Regions from separate parts of the Homo sapiens genome. Here region 1 is linked to region 2. A link is a contact called in ENCODE Hi-C or POLR2A ChIA-PET data. All regions are on one chromosome and are shown on one strand. Each heading gives the region's core, a stretch centred on a gene start or an enhancer-like site at or near the end of the contact. The rest is flanking DNA. Distances are from core to core; before and after follow the strand shown. Region 1 holds the start of PWWP3A (PWWP domain containing 3A, DNA repair factor). Region 2 holds the start of MEX3D (mex-3 RNA binding family member D).

Evidence for each region. Hi-C counts contacts between places; a loop is a spot of excess contacts on that map. ChIA-PET counts read pairs that join two places held with the same protein, here RNA polymerase II (POLR2A). Pooled maps may share reads with other maps.
Region 1: a pooled map shows a loop between it and region 2 (4-fold over the local background). The contact joins the promoter of PWWP3A here to the promoter of MEX3D in region 2. A Hi-C loop is called at or near these places in 2 of 50 pooled maps. POLR2A ChIA-PET finds 5 or more read pairs at or near these places in 4 of 52 experiments (A673, activated B cell, activated T-cell and 1 more).

The regions. Positions count from the first base shown.
Region 1 is chr19:1,353,541-1,360,704 of GRCh38, forward strand. It overlaps PWWP3A (PWWP domain containing 3A, DNA repair factor), which reads left to right and starts at 1,419. Exons shown (of 14, transcript NM_001369789.1): 1 at 1,419-1,595; 2 at 2,784-2,909; 3 at 3,469-3,554; 4 at 4,854-4,924; 5 at 6,596-7,164. The coding sequence starts at 2,853. RefSeq lists silencers at 1,078-1,177, 1,163-1,323, 1,208-1,497, 1,558-1,627 and an enhancer at 1,220-2,105.
Region 2 is chr19:1,563,239-1,569,847 of GRCh38, forward strand. MEX3D (mex-3 RNA binding family member D) reads right to left here and starts at 5,087. Exons shown (of 2, transcript NM_203304.4): 1 at 4,226-5,087. The coding sequence starts at 4,820. RefSeq lists silencers at 5,087-5,276, 5,317-5,366.

The DNA.
Region 1 (7,164 bases), core at 169-2,668, 210 kb before region 2:
TAAAAATAAAAAACAAGTGAAAGGTGAACATTCTCAACTTGATAAAGGAAAAAAAATCAGTCGCTGAGGTTGCTGGGATCGACCGAAGACACAAACCTTCTATTCCCGCAAATGTGAGAAGGAAAAAGAAGTTAGAGCCGGCTTTGCTGTCGCCCCTTCCCCTTGAAGAGTCGGGGCCAGTGCGTGACGAATGCTGCTGTAAGTCTTTTAATTTTTTCCTTTTTTGAGACGAAGTCCCACTCTGTTGCCCAGGCTGGAGTGCAGTGGCGCGATCTCCCCTTACTGCAAGTTCCGCCTCCCGGGTTCAAGCGATTCTCCTGCCTCAGCCTCCTGAATAGTTGGGATTACAGGCATCGCCACCACGCCCGGCTAATTTTTCTATTTGTAGTAAAGACGGGGTTTCACCATGTTGGCAATGCTGGTCTCGATCTCCTGACCTCATGTGATCTGCCCGCCTCGGCCTCCTGCTGGGATTACAGGAGTGAGCCTGTATCTTTTTTATAGAGATGGGGTCTCGCCATGTTGCCCAGGCTGGTCTCCAATCCTTGGGCTTAAAGGATCTGCCAATTCGGCCTCCTTTGCTTTTAAAGAACTGTGGGGGCTGGCGAGGTGGCTCAGGCCTGTAATCCCAATACTTTGGGAGGCCGAGGCAGGCCGATCACCTGAGGTCAGGAGCTTGAGAGCAGCCTGATCAACATTTAGTATTCTCTACTAAAAATACAAAAATTAGCCGGGTGGGGTGGCGCGCACCTGTAATCCCAGCAGGAGGAGGCTGCAGTGAGCTGAGCTCGCGCCACTGCACTCCAGCCTGGGTGACAGAGCGAGACTCCGTCTGAAAAAAAATCAAAAACCGCTCAGGGAAAGGCCTGACACTGATGGAGCGACCGCTCCGGGGCTCCCGCCACCCGCGGCTGTTTCCGGTGCCCCCCGGGGTCTTGGGACCCTCCCAAGGTGGGTCCTGCTCTAGTTCAGAAGCTTATGACGCCTTTGCGGGGATGCCTGGCTTTGGGATCGGTTGGGATCTGCTGGAATTGGGTCCGTGGCGCGCAGCTCCCGGGCTGGGAGGTGCCGTAGGACCTGGAAGATTCTCGAAAGTTCTGGAAGGTTCTCTCAGGGATCGCCGCGGGCGGGGGAGCCTGTTTTCCCACCGAGACCCGCGAGGGCGGTGTCCGGGGTCTGACTGCAGGACAAAGGGCCGGGAGCGCGGGAGGGCGGCGCCCGGGAGCGGCCACACATGCCCCGCCAACCGGTCTCCTCAGGCAGCACTCCCGGGAAAAAGGGGTAGACGCGCGGCGGAAGGGGCGGGGCCGGCGCGCGGCCGTGGACGCCGGAGAGGGCGAGGCCGGCGCTCCTTGGGAGCGCGCGCGTCCCATTGGGCAGCGGGCGGAAGGGGGCGGAGCTTGGCGCCGCCGCGAGGCAAGCCCCGCCCCCGGCCCCGCGGGGAGCGGCGGCGGCGGCGGCGGCGGCGGTGGCGGAGGCGGTGAGCGCGGGCGGCGCGGACGGCAGCGGTTGGCGGGCGGGTCCTCCGCTGTTGCGGCCGCTGCGGCCTCCTTGCCCGGGCTTGGGGCGCCGCGCTGGGGAAAGCCGGGGGCCCGGTGAGCCCGCGGGATGCGTCCCCTCGGTTCCGCCGGGCGGGGCTGAGGCGAGGAGGCCGGGCCTGGGGGGAGGGGGGGCCCCGGCCTAGAGACTCCTCCGGGAGCGCCCGGTCCCTACCGCCGTGGGTCCCCCACTCTGCCCGGACCCCCTTTTCCGCCCCTGGCGCCGTGGGCCCCTCACTTTGCCTGGACTCCTTTTCCCGTCCCTGCCGCCCGGACCCCATCTCTTGCTTGGACCCGCTCCCCCATCCTTGCTGCCTGGACCCCTATCTCCTTCCCTGGATCCCCCTCACGTCTGCCGTGAACCCCATCTCTTGCCTGGACCCCCATCTGCTTCCCTGGATTCCCCACCCCCAACCGTGAAATCCCCCATCCCTGCCACCTGGACCCTCCGCTCCACCTCCTCCGTGAGCCCTCGTTCTTGCTCCCTGAGCCCCCCCGCTTCTGCTGTGACCCCCTTCTCTGTTGCCTGAATCCCCCGTTCCTGCAAGCCGCAACCCTTCCTCCGCCATGAAATCTTGTCCCTGCTGCCTGGACCCCTACTTCTGCTGCTGCTGTGATCCCCTCTCTTGCTGGAAACGCCACCCCTACCTCTGCTGGGAACCTCCTCTTCCCTGCTGCGGGGACGCCCCCCTCCGTTGTTGCTAAATTCCACCCCCACCCCCAAACCTCCTTTTCATTTCTGTCAACAGCCAAGCCAGTCCTTCCCATTGATGCTGTGAACGGTCTGCAGCTGTCCCCGTTCTTTCAGGGACATGGCAGCCAAAAGAGCAGTCGTTTTTCCGCTCTTATTTTTGTGTGTGTGCTGTGGTCAACTGTTAACTCCCCAAATTGGGGAGGGTTGTGAGCTTTGATTGTGTAAAATGCCTCTCCTGCCGAGGTCGGAGGCAGGTCTTCCGCACGGAGATGATTTATTCAGGAGCCTTTTAAAACTGATCTAGATAGAACCTTTGGGAGGGACTGTGCTGTATTTTATTTATGAAAAAATGCAGGCGCCTCCCTGGATACCGAGCCCCGTCGTTTCTGTTTGTCAGTCTGCTTTTTGGCATTGAGCATCTCAATGCAAGATTGTGGAATTAAACCATCTACTTGAGGCTAAGTCGAGCTAACCTTTGCCCCTGAGGGCTGTGTCTGCGTTAACATCGCCAGCAAACAGTTGTATAAACCACCGTGCAAATTTCGTTCCAGGACACATTGGCGTGAGACCTGGGAGTACGTTGTGCCAAATCATTGCCACTTGCCACATGAGTGTAAATGATGGCGGATGCCAAGTATGTCCTCTGCCGATGGGAAAAGCGATTATGGCCTGCGAAGGTGACAGCCATTATTCTGTAACTTCAGGACTTAGAAATGACTTTCGGGTGACAAGTAAAATCTTGATCAGGAGATACCTAGGATTTGCTTCAGTGAAATAATTGAGCCAGAACACGGTTGGCACTGATTCTCGTTCCCCATTTAATGGGGTTTTGGTCTAGTGCTTCCAAGGTTACACTTCCAGAAATGTCTTTTTTTTTTCACACTAAAAAAAAAAAAAGAATCAGCTGTAAAAAGGCATGTAAGGCTGTAACTCAAGGAAAGATCTGGCAAGCAGCCCTGTGATAGTAAATTATGGTCGTGTTCAGGGAATGCTTTCCAGCAATTCAGTAGACAGTGCTCAGCTGCAATGCAAAAGCCCAGGTCCTTGTCTTTGTCTGCCACTGGCCTCTCATGCCTCAGTTTCCCCATCTGTGAAACAATGGGGATTGGACCAAATATCTGAAATCCCATGGTTATAGGCCTTCAGGATTACCTGCTGCATTTGTGCTAAAGTTTGCCACTGTTTCTCACTGTCAGCTGTTGTAATAACAAGGATTTTCTTTTGTTTTAAATGTAGGTTTTGGCCCGAACCGCGACTTCAACAAAAAATAAGAGAAGAAAGGAATATTTTCTAGCTGTGCAAATCCTCTCTCTAGAGGAAAAGTTAAGTGTTGTGTTGTTTTAATACTGTTTTTTCCCGTGTAGATTTCTGATACTTCAATCCCCTACTCCCCCAAAACAGTTGAAGCCCAGCCCACTCTTAATGGGCTTATTCACCATTTGTGTAATTCATTAATGCTCATAATAACCTCATGAGAAAGCAACTAGTTTGATTTTATGTCAGTTTGGAAGCTGAAGATCCAAACGAGGCATTCTGTGAGATCTATGGAGAGATTGGTACAAACACTGAATACATGTAAATTATACTCAGGGTAGACCCTATTTGTGGTTAAAATAGGGATATTTCCTTTTTTTTTTTTTTTTTTGACTGTTTCTTAATCAGTGCCATGCCAGGAAAATAGGGATGTTTCCTTCCCAGAGATCTGTGTGTCTTTTTTCAGAAACGTCTGTGACAGGCCCATCAATTTTGAAATATTTGGTTTTTGAGCCTGTCACTCTAAACCAGCGTTTAACGTTCAAAAGGCAAATAACTGATGACCAGGCGGCACATTGTTCTGCTCCGTGAGTGTCTGGCACTGGGAAAGGTGTAGATTGTCTAGAATGACAGCAATTCCGACGCCCCAGTCAGTCCTGCGTGATTGTGGCGAGGGCGCGTCTGGCACCGGGAAGGTGTAGATCATCTAGAATGACGGCGATTCCGACGCCCCGGTCAGTCCTGCGTGATTGGCGAGGGTGCATCTGTCGTGAGAATTCCCAGTTCTGAAGAGAGCAAGGAGACTGATCCCGCGTAGTCCAAGGCATTGGCTCCCCTGTTGCTCTTCCTTGTGGAGCTCCCCCTGCCCCACTCCCTCCTGCCTGCATCTTCAGAGCTGCCTCTGAAGCTCGCTTGGTCCCTAGCTCACACTTTCCCTGCGGCTGGGAAGGTAATTGAATACTCGAGTTTAAAAGGAAAGCACATCCTTTTAAACCAAAACACACCTGCTGGGCTGTAAACAGCTTTTAGTGACATTACCATCTACTCTGAAAATCTAACAAAGGAGTGATTTGTGCAGTTGAAAGTAGGATTTGCTTCATAAAAGTCACAATTTGAATTCATTTTTGCTTTTAAATCCAGCCAACCTTTTCTGTCTTAAAAGGAAAAAAAAAAAAAAACCATTCACCAGGGTTCTTGCTGCCTGTAACCTCAGGCAGATGAATTCCTAGTTGGCTGTGACTTTTGGTTTAAGTGGAAGGTTGAGGAGGAAAATGAAAATAATTCTTTTGTTATCTAAAGGAAAACATGTTTGAAAATGTCTTGGCGGCGTTGGCTGGTGGTGTGTAACGTCGATTTTGTCTCTGCAGAATTAAGGTGAAAAGCACTGAAGTTGAGATCCTAGAGAAGTCTCAAATTGAAGCCATTGCTTCCTCGTTAGGTAAGAGCGTATTTTTAAGTGGCCACTAGGTTTTCATAAAATAAGAGGTCATTTGGGAGAATGTGAAGGCTCAGCTTTCTGGGTAAAAATTCACCCTGTTCACCATGTTTTTCTTCATACAAGGGAACGCGAATCCCCTGAGCTGAAGGAGAAGGAAAAATGGATCCGCTTTCTTAAACCTTTCCAGAATTTGCCCCTAGAACCACTCCTATTCTTGACGCCCAGAATGGTCAGTGGTGAGCATCAAGGTCATCTCGTACCCCCGTGGCCTCCAGTACACAAGACGAGGAAGGACTTTGCTGCCATAAGGGGGGAGGTCCTCCTTTTTCCTTTCCTCTTCCTATAGTAAGATTTGCTGTGGTACTGTCGCTGCCTGGCCAGTCTGGTCTCAGCCCAAGGTTTGAGAAGCAGTTGGTTGTGTGTTTAAAATTCCAGAGCAGAGCCCAAGGGAGAGAACGGGTGGCCTGGCACTGGGGTTGGTGGCACCCATTGTTTGAGGCACTGTCATGGGGGGCACGAGGCAGGTCGGAAGTGGAGCTCTCGGCTTCCCATCCATCCGGGTGCGCTTTCTCCCAGGCCTTCAGTTTAGCACCCACCTCCTTTGCACACTGTGGGTGAGAAAAGCTTTGCCTGAGTCCAGCCGGGGACTGGTCATGCACATACATGACAAGTGAGGAGCACTGGTGACTGCCTGCCCCCTAGCCACAGTTGTGCAAACCCAAACCTGCCAGCCTTCCTTCTCAAAGTGGAACTGTTTATCCCATTTGCAAATAATTGTTTCTCTTGTGAAAAGATGGACCGGAATTCCTTCCAATGATGTTTATAAAATCAGGTCTATTTTCCTGTGTCTTCCGAAAAACAGCTCTTGTTTAAAGCAGGATCCATCTCTGCATAACTTAGGCCGGGCTGACCATCATCTTGGATGGCGTCGTCCTTGTTGGCGCAGATTGTGTTGGGGGGCTGGTTGTTTGTGGGCGCCTTTAATATTCAAAGGGGAGAATACTGTTCTGATTGAGGCATTATGCCCGCTGAGTTGTGATATTACATCCATCATCTTGTTCAAATAAATAGCGCCGTATCTATATGTCGGAATGAATAAATAAAAGTGCTGCAGCAGGGAGGTTGGGCTGGAAACCAGAGGCCCACGATGCTCTTTGCTGGCTTTGAAATGCCCTTGCAAAGAAGTATTGAAAATTTACCAGCCCACAATGAGTCTTTTAAATCTCCTTTTCCTTGCTACCACCAACCCCTGCACCAACCAAGAATACGTTGCCAGCAGAGTTCTTTATTTAGTTGGCATTGGTTTTTATTGACCCTGATTGAATTTGAAATTGTAAGGCTGAGAGAGGATTTGCAAAACATTTGAATACATTTTGCTCACGGTATTGTTTTGTAACTTGGAGGAATTTATCTTTTTAGCCAATCAGGTTAAGGTCAATAAATTTGGTTTTTAAAAAAATGAAGCCTCGAATCCCGGAATGAATAGCTGTCGTTCTGTAGCCTCGTCTCCTTTTTGGGAAAATGTAGGTGAGAAATGTTAGTCCTCCCCTTCAGTGATTTAGGTATGAAACTAGCCGTCAGAATGAGACAAGCGAGCTTCTAAAGCGATGCCGTGACCGCAGTGCCTGTGCAGTGAACGTAACCGGCATTGTGTATGTTCGGTCCTTGCAGCCTCACAGAATGAGGTTCCTGCGGCACCCCTGGAAGAACTGGCCTACAGACGGTCGCTTCGCGTGGCTCTGGACGTTCTGAGCGAGGGCTCGATTTGGAGTCAAGAAAGCTCTGCAGGGACAGGTAGAGCTGACCGGTCTCTGCGAGGGAAGCCCATGGAGCATGTCTCCTCGCCCTGTGATTCGAACTCCTCATCTCTTCCCCGCGGAGACGTGTTGGGCAGTTCCAGACCTCACAGGAGGAGGCCATGTGTGCAACAAAGCCTGTCAAGTTCGTTCACTTGTGAAAAGGACCCCGAGTGCAAAGTGGACCACAAGAAGGGGCTCAGGAAAAGTGAAAACCCAAGAGGCCCGTTGGTCCTCCCAGCTGGAGGTGGTGCCCAAGATGAGAGTGGGTCCAGAATCCACCACAAAAATTGGACTCTTGCAAGTAAGAGGGGAGGAAACTCAGCGCAGAAGGCTAGCTTGTGCCTGAATGGATCTTCCCTTTCAGAGGACGACACGGAGAGAGACATGGGGAGCAAAGGAGGCAGCTGGGCAGCCCCGTCCTTGCCCTCCGGGGTCAGGGAG
Region 2 (6,609 bases), core at 3,837-6,336:
AGAAGAGGAGCCTCTGGGGCTGCAGCCAGGAACAAGGGACAGGAGGGGAGACAGTGAGCCAGGGGTCGCCCCCAGCTGAGGGGAACAACCTAAAATCACTAGCCTTAGCCTGTGCCGACAGCAGAGAGAGCGAGCCCTGAGCAGCTTCCAGTCCAGGCCCTGCCTTCAACATCACTCACTCATTCATTCATTCATTAGCCACAGAACACCTTCTGTGTACAGGCCCTGGCAAGACACTGAAGACCCAACCATGACCAAGCACCTGCCCTGGTTCCTGTCCCTGGGAACATGCAGGGGGAGAGGCTGCCACGGAGCACAGATTCACCCAGGGTGCCTGGCAAGCGGGGTGAGAAAGGAGGGTACATGTTGGGGTCTCAGCAGGAGCAGGGCCGGAGGTCCCCTAGAGCACCTTTGCTGGCCGGCTGGAGGGAGACGCCTGTGCTTTTGGGTCTCCACTTTGCCTGTCTCCCAGACAGGGCTGCCTCCCCTCACCCCCAGCCCTCAAGCTTTGGAATCTGAAATTTTCTTTGCTGACCCACCAGAGAAACTGGGTTTGAATCCCAGCCCATGATTTTTGTTTTGTTTTGGAGACAGGGTCTTGCTTTGTTGCCTAGACTGGAGAGCGGTGACAAGATCATAGCTCACTGCAGCCTCGACCGCCCAGGCTCAAGTAATCCTCCTGCCTCAGCCTCCAGAGTAGCTGGGGCTGCAGGAGTGTGCCACCATGCCTAATTTTTGTATTTTTTTTTTTGTAGAGACAGGGTTTCGCCATGTTGGCCGGGCTGGTCTCGATTCCTAGGCTCGAGGGATCCTCCTGCCTCAGCCTCTCTGAGTGCTGCTATCCCCTCAGTTTTTACCTATTCTTTACCTCTTGCAGCCTCTGCCTCCCCATCTGTGACCTGGGAGCTGCAGGACCTTTCCTGGGGCACATTATGGGCCTCAGTGAGATGGGGCAGGTCAAGTCTGGCATAGGCTTAGCACACAGTAGACCCTCAATAAAGATCTAGCCAATGGCCAGGCGCAGTGGCTCACACCTGTAGTCCCAGCACTCTGGGAGGCTGAGGTGGGTGGATCACCTGAGGTCAGGAGTGTGAGACCAGCCTGGCCAACATGGCGAAACCCCGTCTCTACTGAAAATACAAAAACCAGCTGGGCATAGTGGCACGTGCCTGTAATCCCACATACTAGGGGGGCTGAGGCAGGAGGATCGCTTGAACCTGGGAGGTGGAGCTTGCAGTGAACCGGGATCGTGCCATTGCACTCCAGCCTGGGCAACAGAGCGAGACTCCATCCCAAAAAAAAAAAAAAAAAAAGATATAGCAAATGAATGAACTGGAGCCTCCAGCAGATGGGTGGGAACTCAGAGGGTTTGAATGACCACAGTCTGCCCAGAAAGCACTCGGACCCCCTCTAGGATCAAGAGAACTGAAGCTCAGAGAACAGCACGTAGCTACTGGGGAGAGGGCTGGTGCCAGGCCTGTGTGACTCTTGTCTAGGTGGGGAGGCCGGACAGGTGCACCCTTCCTGGCCTCCAGGGAAGGGGTAACCTTGGAGCTTGGGTTTGACAGAGAAGCATGAGAAGTTCAGAGAGCCCCAGGGTGGAGAGGAAGGTGAGTAAAGGGGCAGGGCCGGGGCACAAAGGACATTGAAAGGTATGCTTGAGAACGGGGTGGGTGGGAGAAGCTGGGAGCCACAGATGGTTCTACAGTGTGGAAGAAGTACAGACTACCGAAGCTGTGGAAGACGTAAGGACTACTGAAGCTGCCAACCTGTCCTGGCATCCACAGTTGCATCCCTGGCAACGCGCACTCCACTTATGGGGTGGCCACTGTGTGTGACCTGGAGCTGGGATTAAAACCAGCAACTTGGGTCCAGGCATAGTGGCTCACACCTGTAGGAACCCCAGCACTTTGGGTGGCTGAGGATCGCTTGAGGCCAGGAGTTCAAGACCAGCCTGAGCAACAGAGCAAGACCCTGTCTCTACAAGAAAAACTTTATAATAAAAACAAATAAATAAAACTGGCCGTGCGCAGTGGCTCACGCCTGTAATCTCAGCACTTTGGGAGGTGGAGGTGGGCGGATCACTTGAGGTCGGGAGTTCGAGACCAGCCTGGACAACATGGTGAAACCCCGTCTCTACTAAAAATACAAAAATCAGCTGAGCGTGGTGGCTCACACTTGTAATCCCAGCTACTCAGGAGGCTGAGGCAGGAGAACTGCTTGAAACCAGAAGGCGGAGTTTGCAGTGAGCCCAGATCACGTCACTGCACTCCAGCCTGGGCGACAGAGCGAAACTCCGTCTCATAAATAAATAAATAAAACCAGCATCTTGCCCCAGAATCCTCTACCCTAATGGAGGTGAGACGTCCGCACATCACAGAGAGGGGCCGTCATCTGCGCAGGGCCACGGCGGCCTGCAGGACAAGCAATCAGGGCCCACTCTACCCCCGACCCCCACTGTACCCCAGGGCCTGCCTTGCTGACGGCCACCAGCAAGAGCCCAGTAAGTGGGTGCAGAACGCACAGGCCAGAGGTGGGGGCTGAGCCTGGTGCCCACAGACTCCATTTCCCATGGACCTGCCCCTAGAGAATTCCCACCCTGAGGCCACAGGTCTAGAAGCTCTCAGCCTGACGCTGATTCCTGCCAGCTCCCCATGTGGCCATAGCCTCGCTCAAAGGCCCTTGGGTGCCAGGACAAGCGCGTTCACAAAGAACACAGCCACAGCCTCCACCACCTGGAGGCTCAGGCTCGTGCCTTTGGTCACTTGGTCCCCAGGCCTCGGCTTGGACGCCTGTCTCCACAGGCTCCCAGACACTCCGCACAGGGCAGCTGTCCCGTTCTAGGCCCTGGGTATGGGACATGGAGGCCGGGTGGAAGGCCTCAATGGGGAGGCAGTAACAGGATGGTAGGGCGCCCTCCTGCCAGGGGGTCCCACCAAGGGCAGCCAGCAGGACTGAGACAGAACCCAGTCCCTCCCCACCCACCACTCCAGAGCATGCTTCCTGGGGCCAGCACCATGCCTGACCCTCCGTGGGTCCCCACATGAGCTGGACAAATGAACGACCAAAAGACAGGAGGCTGTGGTGCCCCACCCACCTGGACCGAGGGAAAGGGCGGAGGGGAGGGCGCCCTGGTGGTCCCCCGCCTGAGGCCAGGGCCATAGATGACCTTGCAATCCCAGCCCCCCACACCTTTCTCTGGCCTGGATTCCCGAGGGCCCCGGGGAGGCAGGGACCCCCAGCCCAAGTGTCCTGCGGCCCCACCACCAGCCCCGCCAAGGCCCCACCCCAAGTTCTAGAACCTGGCTGATCACTGGCGGTCAGCGGGGACCCAGGAGCGGGGAGGGGTGGCGGGAAGGCAGGAGAAAGTTGAGGGAGGCAGGCGGGCGGGTGGCTAACGGGGTGGTGGGTGTGAGCTGGGCCAGGCACTGCCCACCACCCGCCCGCCCGCCCCGCAGCTCGGGGGCCAATGAGCAGCGGCCGGCCTGATGTCACCCTGCAAATCTCAGCCTCGCTCTCTAACAAAGAGAACAATGGGGCGGCCAGAGGGAAGCTCCGACGATGCCACCGCTGGACCCCACACCCGGGGCCTGCCGCCCGCCGGCCTGCCCAGCAGGCTGCACCCCAGAAGTGGCTTTGACAGCCGGTCCTTCCCCAGGCCCCGAAATCCCTGACTCGGGGCCAGAGAGTGGAGCAGGGACCCTCTCCTGCCCGGTCCCGTCCCCACCCCAGTCAGGGCCCCAGGCTGGAGACTGAGACGTGCGCTCTTTGTACTGTCAGCCTTCTCTCCCGGTCCTGCAGGCGGCCCCCCTAAGCCACCCCTAAACCTGCGCTTGCCCCGCCCCGCCGCCTGTGCTGGGTGTGGGGCGCCCCCCGCCCGGCCGGAGCCCCGGGCCCTCGAGCCCCTCTCTGGGGTGCCCCTGCGGGCGGCCGAGGGCCTGGGCTGCGGCGCGGCTCCCCGGAGCCTTTCCGGGCTGGAGGCGGCCCAGACAAAGGCGGCGGCGGGGCCGGAGCGCGCAGGGGAGGAGCGCGGGCTGCGCCCAACTTTCTCCCGCGGCGGCTGCAGGACAAAGGCGCAAAGGCAGCGGCCGAGGCCGGAGCCCACGCGGGGCGTGTCCGGTGCGGGGCGTCCGGCGCGGGCTGGGCTGGGCTCGGGCGACCCCCTTCCCCGGGGCGGACGGTGCGGGGACCCCCAGGACAGCAACCCCCGACGAGGGCCACTCACCCTGGCGACCCACGATCTCGGCGACGTGCTCGGAGCTGGGCACCGGGACGCACTCGGTCATGTTGACGCTTTTCTTGCGGCTGCCGATCACGCTCATCTGGTCGGCCAGCAGCGTCGGGGGCCCCAGGGCCGCGGGGTGGGGCGCGAAGCCCGCGAACACGTCGGGGGGCGACGGCCGGGGCGGCGGCGGCGGCGGGGGACTCGCGTTGGGGTCCAGCAGCGGCAGCGACCCGGGGGCCACGGCGGGGGCCAGGGTCGGGGGCGCGCCGGCCTCAGGTCCGTCGGGGGGCACAGGCTCCGGAGCCGCCCCGCCGTCCGCGCCCCCCGCCGCCGCTGCGCCGTCCCCGGCCGCCCCCTCCTCGTCCGTGTCGCCAGCGCCCCCCAGCCCGAGCGCCGACAGCTGGTCCAGCGCCAGGCGGAGCGCGGCGGCCGCGTCGTCGGGTTCGGGCGGCGGCCGGGGCGCGGGCGCGGCCTCCTGGGCGCCCTCGGGCGGGGGCGCAGGTCCGGGTCCGGGGTCCTCCCCCGCCGCCCCCACGCCGCCGCCGCCGCCGCCCCCGCCCCCGCCGCCGTCGGGCTGGCCGAGCGAGCTGGGCATGGCGGGAGCTAGCGCTGGGGCCCGCGCTCCTGCCGCCCGCGCCGCCGCCGCCGCCCGCGCCGCCCTCCGCCTCTGCGAGCTGGGCCGCCGGCCGCCTGCATCCAGCGGCGGGGGCGGGCACGGGGGGCCGGGCGGGCGGGGCGGCGGCGGCGCGGGGCTGCTCGGGGCCGGGCCGGGCCGGGCCGGGCGGCGGCAGCGACTCTGGCTGCGGCTCGGCGGCGGCGGCGACGGCGGCGGCGGCTCCTCGGCGGCCGAGGCGGCGGCGGCGGCGCGGGACGCTCCTTCCCTCCCGCCGCCTCCCGCGGCCCCGCCCCGGCCCCGCCCCCGCGACGTCACGCCGCGGCCCAACAATGGGCGGCCCCCAGGGCGCAGGCGCGCGGGGCGGGGCCGGGGCGGGGCCGGCGCCGGGCACGTGGTCCAGGCCCCGCCTCCGCCCGGCGCTCGGGCGGGAACCCGGGCGCATCCGCACGTGCGGGCGCTGCTGCAGGTGTGTGCGGCTCAGCCCCTGCCTGGACAGCGCTCCCTCCCCAAGCCTGAGAGTCCCTGCCTCGCGCGCCCCAGGGCCCGAGGTCCCGCTCCCCAATTTCCCCTAGAGATCCGGGTCGCCCCCAAGCGAGGTCTCTTGCTCCACGCCCGCTTCCTTGTGCCAGGGACCCCCACCTCCCTGCATAAAGGCGTGGGGTCCTCTCCAAGTCCCCCTCGCGATCCCACTGGACTTCGAAGTCAGGCTCCTGCCCGCCCACCGCCTCTGTGCCAGGGTCCAACCCCCGCCCCACGGTGCACCCCCCAGGGCCTGGGGTCCCAGTCCCCAAGTACCCCTTGCTATCAGGTGGGCTTTAGGGTCAGGCCCCTGCCCCACCCCCAGCCTCTGTGCCAGGGACAGCTCCACAATCATGCACACCCCAGGGCCTGAGGTCCCTCTCCCCTAGTCTCTCCTAGCTCCCCTCTGGCTGGCTCCCGGCTTTGGGATCAGGCCACCTCCTCCACGCCACCTCCTCCGCCCCACCCAAGGCCACAGACCCGGTCTCTGTGCCCCCAGCCAGAGACCTCTCTACCACAGTGGTGCTTCCATGGCGAGGGCAGGCTCACACCAGCCAGAACCCTCCATGTGGAGCCCCACCCTCTTCTGGGGTGCCTTTCCCCGCAACGGGCGTTGTCCACCTCTAAAGCCACCCTTGCCGGGCGCGGTGGCTCATGCCTGTCATCCCAGCAGTTTGGGAGGCCGAGGCGGGTGGATCACGAGGTCAGGAGTTAGAGACCAGCCTGGCCAACATGGTGAAACCCCCGACTCTACTAAAAATACAAAAATTAGCCAGGCGTGGTGGCGCGCACCTGTAATCCCAGCTACTCAGGAAGCTGAGGCAGGATAATTGCTTGAACCCTGGAGGTGGTGGTTGCAGTGAGTCGAGATTGCACCACTGCACTCCAGCCTGGTTGACAGAGCAAGACTCCTCTCAAAAAAAAAAAAAAAAAAAAAAAATAGCCGCTTTCCCAGCGGCTCTTCCTCCAGCTGTCCTTCGGGGCCTTCCTTGCACCTGTGGGGTTTTTTGTGATAAACCTGTCTGGCTGGGTCTACCTGCCCCCCTCTTCTACCAGACCTGTCCCTGGCTGGCTGTGCAAACTTGGACCGAAGGCAGGGCTCTCTGGGCAGGAGTGGGGCAGCCTGCCCCTTTGCCTAGCAAGGCTTCTCCTCTGTCCCCTCCCCCCGCCTCACACACCCTGGGTCCCCCTCAGCCACTCTTCTAGTCCCTCAGCCACAGCCACCCACTGCTGGGCCCTTCACTTTTGG